Linked DNA regions of Mus musculus: region 2 is linked to region 1. A link is a loop called in an ENCODE intact Hi-C map of the cell type or tissue named here. Cell type or tissue: left cerebral cortex. All regions are shown on one strand. Links, peaks and the distances in the headings refer to the core of each region. The heading gives the core; the rest is flanking DNA.

Region 1 (4,381 bases), core at 128-4,127:
GGCTACAGAGACCTGGAGTGCCCAGTCATTTGGTCTTCATTGAACAGTTTATACCGCTGTTGGGGGTTTAATGATCTCCCTGCACACTCACCGGCCAGCGGAGAAGGGACTTTTCTATTGCTCACATCTATCACTAAGTCTCGGCACACAGGAGACTCTTGATAACTGTTTATTGGCTTAACAGAGAAATCTTTCAAGAATGATCCCCATCTCCCTAAATCACCTGCTTCCAGACTACAGGCTAGAAGCAGCAAAAATTCACTCTTGTTTGTGAGAAGAAAGGGGCACTTGTGGAAATGTTCTAGTTTGGGGATCATTTGGAGGTGCCAGCCTCACCCACCTGTCATCCCAAAGGCAATGGAAGTCATTTAGTTGTTCATCAAACACCAATCCAGTACCAACTGGCACTCTTGTCTCAGGGTTCAGATCCTGCAGGGGCAAAGAAAAGAAACCCAGATTCACTCTGGACTACAATCAGAGAAAACACTTCATACCATCGGTCCTGGATGGGGGGGGGGAGGGGGGGGAATCACTGTTTTGTTTGGTAAAGAAGGCCAAGTTGCAGCCAGGTCTCTCTCACCAGCCCTTGAAGCCCCACAACTAGGTCCTCTTCAGCTGGTTGGCTCAGCTTCTTCATTTTGCCTTTCTTCTTTACCTCCGCTAGATTGGGGCTGGAGTGGGGTACAGCACACTTCTTTCCACCACGCTTCTGCCAATCAGACAGAAAAATCAGAGTCTGGACATGGCTGGCTGGCTTCACCCTCCACCCCCCCCCCCCATCAGGGCAGGTCTGGGGCCTCACCAAGGTGGCGCTGGATTCCTGAAGGGGTGACTGGGGATTGTGCCTACTCTTTCGCTGTCTAGTAGAAGAATCTTGGCCGGTGGAGGTCATGGCTGAAGAGCCTCAGCTCCTGGAAAGGCTCTAGCAAAGGTGTAGTTGGTGAGGCAGCTGGAGTGTCCAGAGGACCCCACATCCCTGTCCCTTCCTCGGCCCCGCCCCCTAGTCTAGATCGCAGCCTTCACCGGGTCCATTCCCGAGCCTTCTAAACCGCCCCCACCCCCCAGGCCATCTTCTGCTAGAGGAAACCTGGTCCTGTCCGGTCCCCCTGGACCTCGCTGCTTTTATCCGATTCTCTTTCCTCATTTTGCCTATTCACTAAACGAGGTAACCCCAGGCTCAATCAGGCTCTTCTTAGGCCTGCCCTACCCAATCACCGCCCCCCCCCCATCCACTTCCCACATCCTTTCATACCTCTAATCTGCGCCCGGAACGCTTGGCTTCTGCAACCTGCCCGCTTCAGCCTATTTCCCCAGAAAAATCACCCACCTTTCTAGTCCGCCAGACCGGGCTGCCGCGGCCTCGGCAGCACCTTTAAAGACTCACTCAACTCCACCTCCTGCAGGGCCGAACCAGCGCCTTCCACTCGCGCAGATCTCGCCCCGAGCTTTCCCCGTGCCCCGCTGCTCCGAGGACTGCCCCTTTCGATCAGAATCCTTCAGACCCCACCCCCTTCCCAGACGCCTACCGTTTAACCAGGCTCCCTCAGCCCCTTCCAAGCCTCCGCCCATCTCCCGCCCAGCCACCGACGCTGGCCAATCCTTCCGTCCCTACTCACTGAGCTCTGCCTCCTTTTCAAACTCCGCCCTAGGCTCACGCCGCCAAATTCCCGGCGACCTGTGTGGCCCCGGGCACCTGATCCCTTCTTTTCCATTGGGCTGAGCTTTTTCATTTGCCCGCCCACGTCCAGCCCCCAACATGGATTCAGTCCGCCCACAACGCTTCAGGCGCAAACCACACCTCTCGCGAGCTTGGCCATGGAAACTGATCATACTGCGCCTGCGTGGGGTGCTACTCCCTAGTTCGAGACCCGGATCTGCCCCTAGCGCTACCACCCCTCCCCACACACACGCACGCACACCCCACCCCCGCATTCGCCGCTGCGGTCGTTCTGACTGGCTATGGCTGCCAGTCTCAAGTCCAGGCTAGTCATCCTAGGAGACCTACGGATCCACATCAGTTGTGTTGTGCAGTGATTCGAGAACAAATCAAAGAAGCTAGATTCCCGAGCTGCTTTTGGCGTTGACGTAACTCGCGCCTGCGGGTGACTAGTTGGAGATAAACGCTAATAATAGACTTTGGCTGGTGGCAGCCAAAATGAGCGTGATAGTAAATGCTGATAAGTTTCTGAGCTGGTGGCCACTGCGATGGTATTCAAGAAGCATCCCCAAATGTTAGCTATTAATGTTCTGCAGCGGAAATGGGGACTGGAAGGAGTCTCTACGAGGTGAGGCAGGGGTGGGGCTGCTCACTATGTCAGAAAGCCCGACTTTCGTGAGGTAGTTTGCATTGTAAAGCTGCTCTGTAGACTACACACACGGGGACTTAGATTTAGATCTTGGACAGGTCACAGTTCTGTCCTGTTTCCTTACCTGGAAAATTGAGATGCTAGTACCAAGGCCAGAATGGACTTTCGAAGGACAGTGTCTCCTGAATGGGAGCTCAGCCTACCTGTCCCCCTCCACCGAGTCATCAAACTTACAGCATGTGGTGGACCGAGGAAGGAAAATTGTCCCTGTGACTCTTTGAGATGGCCATCCCTTCTAAGTATAAATCCCACAGGTGGCCGAGTTGTCCTGATCTCCCCATGTCAAGGACATCGTTTCCTAAGGACCTGTTGGCAGAGACCAGAAAGAATCCATCTGGAGTTCTGCATCACTGACTAGCAAATAGATTGACAGTTCCATACTCCAGCAGCCAGACCCTCTGAACCTCTTGCAAATGCCAGTTTCAGTCCTCCATGTTCTCAGCACAGAACATGTTCTCAGCACGGGCTATCTAAATCTACACACACTAAAGAAAATAATAATAATACCTAAAAACATTCTAGGATGGTGATGCCCGCCAGCCGAACAATAGAGACGGTTCCTGCACAACGGGGCTCAGTAAACCTTATAAAAGCTAAGATTGCAAATAGCTTAGGCTTTGCATCCACATCTAATCTTTATGATACACTTCCTTTCTTTTAAAAATGACCTTGCTTTCATGTCCAGGCTGCTTAGAACTTCTGGCCTCAAGGGATCTTCATGTCTCAGCTTTCTGAGCAGCTGGGCAACACTGTGCCCAGTTAATCTTTCTTAAACAAACAAACAAAACAGCAACAGTCATTTGGGTTTTTTGTTTGTTTTGGTTTTTCTTTTTGGATTTTCGAGACAGGGTTTCTCTGTGTAGCCCTGGCTGTCCTGGAACTCACTCTGTAGACCAGGCTGGCCTTGAACTCAGAAATCCACCTGCCTCTGCCTCCCGAGTGCTGGGATTAAAGGAATGTGCCAGCACTGCCCAGCTTAATAACCATTTGGTTTTTTTGTTTGTTTGGTTGGTTGGTTTTTTTTTTTTTTTTTTTTTTTTTTTTTTTTTTTTTGAGACAGGGTTTCTTTGTATATCCCTGGCTGTCCTGGAACTCACTTTATAGACCAGGCTGGCCTCGAACTCAGAAATTCACCTGCCTCTGCCTCTCAAGTGCTGGGATTAAAGGAATGTGCCAGCACTGCCCAGCTTAACAACCATTTGGGGTTTTTTGTTTGTTTGTTTGGTATTTTTTGTTGTTTGTTTGTTTGTTTTTGAGACAGGGTTTTTCTGTATATCCCTGGCTGTCCTGGAACTCACTTTGTAGACCAGGCTGGCCTCGAACTCAGAAATCTGCCTGCCTCTCCCTCCCAAGTGCTGGGGTTAAAGGCATGCGCCACCACCACCCAGCCAACCATTTGTTTTAAAAATTATATTTGTTTACTTATTTTTTTCTTTAACACTGTTTATTAGCTTTTGCATCTAGGCTTCAGGGAGGTGACAAAGTGGCAGTGGTAAACTTGGGGATCTGGTCTCCTCAAAGCACCTGCCGCTCTACCCCTGATCCTTGAATGGTTGCCAAGCGGATAACTCCTCCACTGGAGCCTTCGTGTTTTCTAGCCAAAGAGAGAGCATTGGCAGTGAACTGCAGACATTCGTCCTTGGTCGTGCCTTCAGGATGGATAGCACCAACATAGTCATAGATGTATGAGCTTCCGGAGGCTCCGGTGGCAAAAGATTGTCTTACCATCATACCCTTCATGGGTACAGAGGACACCTGCCCTCCTTCTTGAGGGTCCCAGCCTACAATGATGATTCCTGCCATCAGATCTTCTCTGCACCGGTAACACATCTCCTTAAAGAGCCTGGCAGCCATGTGTACTAGTGGAGAATTGTTCAGTTCAATACTGTGGAAACCAAGCTGGTAACTGACAGCATCTGCTACTGCTCCGGTATCAGCTGCTGAGCCTGAGCAGCAGCAGATGTAATCATAAATAGGGGTCAGCTTGTCAGTCACTCGATTGGCGATGTAAAACC
Region 2 (4,381 bases), core at 139-4,138, 130 kb after region 1:
TCTTTGCAAACAGATGTGGGGTTGGTGGAGAAGAGGGTCCCCTGCCAGTGTAGTATCTGTCTTTCTCTCTCTCTCTCTCTCTCTCTCTCTCTACACACACACTCACACCAGACTTACACGGATCTTCTTATAATCACACAGGTATTCAACTTCAAAGTCATACAGATTCTTCTTAGAAACACCAAGGGCAGGACAAGAAAGCTTGGCTAGTCGGCACAGGTCCTGCAGTTGATTCCAAGAAGATTTACAGCACACACTGCAACCTAGAATGAGAAGGCCAAAGACTCACAAAAATGTAATCGACGGGCCTTACCCAAAGCTAAGATCCTCTGCAACAGGAAGTGCCAATTCCTTGAACCCTAATGCTCAATTCTCAGGGCAACACCTGGAAATAAGCCTACACACCAGGAAGCATCAACCTGTCTTTCCCTGCACATGGAAGGGTCCAGTTCTCCTATCAGAGGACCTATGCCCTCATCTGGGAGAATCTTCTACTCCAAACTCTGGCCCCCTAACTCTGGAATGGCAAGGATGAAGTGGCGCTTGTAGCAATGGGCCCGTCCATAAAGGGATCCACTGGCAGAACATCCAAGGCCTTAAGCTGCCTGCAGACTTACCTTCGGTCAGAGCCTTAAGCAATGCTCTTTGCACTTTGCAAAAGACTGGGGTGCGTTAACTAAGAGAGTCAGGGTAGGACAAAAATCCCTAGGGCAACAAACAGAGGTGTTGCTATAAAGTCTTCACTTATCTGAAACTCCTGGGCCACTGGATTTTGGAATTCAAACATTTGGGAATTTTACACAAGTAATTTTAGGCGAATTCCTGGCATAGGACATTAAGCCATCTATACTCAAAACACATTAACAGCAAACACATCTATAGCAAAAGCCTTGATTTTTCACATTAAATATTCTCACTGAATAATTTCACTTTTAAAAATCCCTTGCCATGATTAGTGACACATTTAAGAAAGACTTTTATTTCAAAGGACTTTAGGTTTTGTAATTATAAAGATTGTAGAAAGATATTACATTAAACTGGGCATAGTGGTGCATACCTTTAGACCCAGGAAAGGCAGAGACAAGCTGATCTCTGAGTTCTAGGACAGCCGTAGTCTGTCTCAAGGAAAAAAAAAATCCCTGTCTCGGGGGTGAAAAGTACAACTCAATTCGAAGGGATCTGCTCTCAATTCAGGAACATGTAAACAATACATGTGGTAGGTAAGCCCCGACAATGACTCTTGGTCACCAAAATTATTGTTCAAGAGAAGCGGATTTAAAGTATACACATTTTTTTGCTTCAGAGCACATCCCTTCTTCAACGTAATTTTAGAAGCCATTTTTAAAAAATCAAAATATGTCACAAAACCACTTGATGCTAGGTGTATGCTGTCAGTAGCCAATGCCATCTTTTAAGGATGGTTTTTTTCTCCTCCCATCATACGACTCAAATCTAAAACAATCCTAATAAGATGCTCTAGATGGTAACCTAAGAACACACAAACACTTCAAAAGAAAAAAAGATCACTGCGTACATATACACTGATCCTTTTTTATCCAAGGCCCAGCAGAGACTAATCCCTCTCCTCCGAGGCCTCTCGGTTCCCGGAGCCTCTAACCTGCGTCTGGAACGCCTTTGAAAGCCCCAAGAAGTGGCCTGCAAATACCATTTGCAGTGCCAGCAGCCGCACTCCTCCCCACCGCAGCTCCGGCTCACACTTGTGGAATCTCTTCTCAGCGCTCTACTCGAGGCCGAGGAGCCCGCCCAGCACGCACAAGTCACCCCTCTTTTCCTGCACATGGAGGAGCCGAGCCCTCCTCTCACCGAGGCCCCCCCACCAAGTCCCGCTTTCCGGGGAGACTCGTCTACCCGAAAACCCTGCCCCCATCTCGCCTCGATCCCTTTCCCACCTAGAGTCGCCGGCTCCCCCATTTTGAGAAGGGGGTCCGTTCCACTTCTTCCTCCCCTTCCGGCGTCTCCCGTGGAAACCGAAAGGGTAACGGTCACTGAGAGCCGCCTTTTCCCGCGCGTGGCCGCAACCTTCTCCTTCAGGACTCTCTCTCACGCGCGTAGGCGCGCCGGCCAGCCGCGCGCGGCCGAGAAACCCCGCGCGCGGCCTGCGCAGCCCCGCGCCCCCCGCGGCCGAAGCACGCGCCCCCTCCCCTCAGCCCCGCCCTGCCCGCGCGCCGGGCCCGCGCTCTCGGCCCCCACGTTTGCCGCGCCGGCCTTCCAGCTCCAGGCTCCGTAGCTCCGGACGCCTGGCCTGGAGCCCCGGCCACCTTCCCTCCATTCTACTCGGCCGGGCCAGTAGCTCGCGTCTCTAGCACCACAGCTTCACCTTTTAAATTTTCCGCCATCTTTCTCCACAGCTAACAACATTCGGGCCTAACCGGCCTCGCGAGAAGAGAGCGCGCGCGGGCGTGGCCGGGGACGCGCAGTCGATTGGCCGCTCCTCGCCGCTCGCAGCTCCGGCTCGGACCAACCGCGGAGCTGTGCCTGGACTCCTCCCGTCACCAGGAGTGGTCTCGAGAGCCCGTGCTCGCTGCCTTTATTCAGAGTGCGCCTGCGCAGTAGCAAAGCTTGCCTTTGCTCCAGGACCCGCCCCTTGTCAGTCATATTGCTAGCCAATCGCGGCGTCAGCCAGTCATAAAGGGCTTGTTTTGTGCAACCCCAATTCTGCCAGTCATTTATTTTAACCTCGCGCAGGCATTCACTGCCAGGGTGGACCTAGAGCCATATATATAGGTGCTCAGCCAGTCACCTGATTGAAATAAATAATAAGTCGGTCGCCGCCATCAGATGTCCGTTTCCATCACTCGCTTCTTCATTCACACTCAGTCAATAGTAGCATCCATCTGTGCCCTGCAGCCGTCTGAGTTCATAGAAGCACAACCCTTGTCAGGCAGCCTGCTATTCCCTCAAACTGTCCCCATCACATTGTTAGCCAGGCAGCCCTTTCTCCATCTTCCTTGAAGGAGACGTCTCAAACTCCAATGGCCACCCATGTCCCGAAGTGGACTGGGATTAGGTCAGGACAAATTATTGTCAGCACCCATGTAAGAGCCACACCCAGCGACAAAGTGCTGGAGGAGGGAGACAGGAGCCCCAAGCTTGCTCTTAGAGGACAGAACCCATTCCTGTAAGCTGTCCTCTGTTCACACCTGCACTTTGGTAGGTGTATACACACATACCCCAAATAAATTTAATATTAAAAAAAATACAATGAGATCAATCAAGGATGATGCTTACCATTGACCTTTGACCTACATATGTGTCTGCATACACACATACACACACCCAATAAATGTAATAAGAATTAAAAAGAAAATGGATCACAATCAAGGGAGATGCCTGCTGTTGACCTCTAGCCTACATATGTGTATGCACACGTACACAGTCCACAGTAACACGCACATATACCAGAAGAGTTAGAAAGAGCCAGGATTTCGCAAAGTGCAATTATTACAGATTTACAGACGTATTCATATCTCTAGTGTCAACAAGACATGAGAAACCCTATACTGCACAGCAGGAGGACAGAGTTACGTGCTACACAAACTTCAATGTGGCCCATCAATTATTTTTCTAAATCCATTTCACTAAATATCAGCTTAAAGTAATTTGGGCATCAGTAGTTATCATGAAATGCTTCCCTGACTTATCTTTTTTTTTTTTTTAGATTTTCTTTTTTTTTCCTTTTTTTAAAAATTGGTTATTTTATGTATTTACATTTCAAATGTTAAACCTTTTCCCTATTTTCCCCCTGGAAACCTCCTATCCCATCCTCCATCCTCCCTGCTTCTATGAGGGTGCTCCCCTACCACCACCAAACCACTCCCGCCTCACCACCCTAGCATCCCCTTACTTGCTGGGGCATCGAGCTTCCACAGGACCAAGGGCCTCCCCTCCCATTGACGCCAGATAAGGTCATTCTCTGCTACATCTGCAGCTGGAGCCTGCCTTATCTTAATGGCTTTGTTTATCCTATAGGTTTGGAAAGTATGCTGAGGCCCTGTGCCCTACCACCACTGAAGTTGACTAAAATGGCTGTGGTCAAGTCAAGCTGGGTTCCTATAATGACTCTATCTTTTCTCATTTCCATTATGGGTCAATCTTCTGAAGTGTTAGGTTCCTCAGAGAGACTTGGATTCTATCAGGATACTTTGCAACCATGCATGTATCTGAGGGGGACGGGGGAGCTTTCCTGACAGAGCTGTTCCTCAGCTAACCCCGGGACTCATTCATTCTCCCTCTCACCTTTTCAGATAAGCAGGTAGTCAGTCTAGGTATCCCACTGACCGTACTACCTGTGGATGTTTAGTCAGAATGCTCAGTATCATGTGACTCAGCCTAGGTAGACAACCAGCCATCAGAAATAGCT

Evidence for each region. A loop is a pair of places that touch in the nucleus more often than their neighbours do. Peaks named below come from ENCODE experiments on the same cell type or tissue, not always from the same donor. Only the 100,000 strongest peaks of a DNase experiment are listed, where the experiment ranks them.
Region 2: it touches region 1 in a loop (2.5-fold over the local background); 3 of 42 quality-filtered maps call a loop at or near these places.

The regions. Positions count from the first base shown.
Region 1 is chrX:7,946,323-7,950,703 of GRCm38, forward strand. It overlaps Hdac6 (histone deacetylase 6), which reads right to left and starts at 1,567. Exons shown (of 29, transcript NM_001130416.1): 1 at 1,328-1,567; 2 at 803-922; 3 at 581-709; 4 at 341-429. The coding sequence starts at 892. Gm39488 (a long non-coding RNA gene) reads left to right here and starts at 1,823. Exons shown (of 4, transcript XR_878039.3): 1 at 1,823-2,285. It also overlaps the pseudogene Psmb6-ps. In left cerebral cortex, for the core only: no CTCF peak of the experiment used is centred there; a DNase peak (open chromatin) is centred at 1,702; H3K4me3 peaks cover 1,676 bases; H3K27ac peaks cover 468 bases.
Region 2 is chrX:8,072,206-8,076,586 of GRCm38, forward strand. It overlaps Suv39h1 (suppressor of variegation 3-9 1), which reads right to left and starts at 2,555. Exons shown (of 6, transcript NM_011514.2): 1 at 2,339-2,555; 2 at 118-263. The coding sequence starts at 2,357. In left cerebral cortex, for the core only: a CTCF peak has its summit at 2,404; DNase peaks (open chromatin) are centred at 1,840 and 2,533; H3K4me3 peaks cover 1,701 bases; H3K27ac peaks cover 485 bases.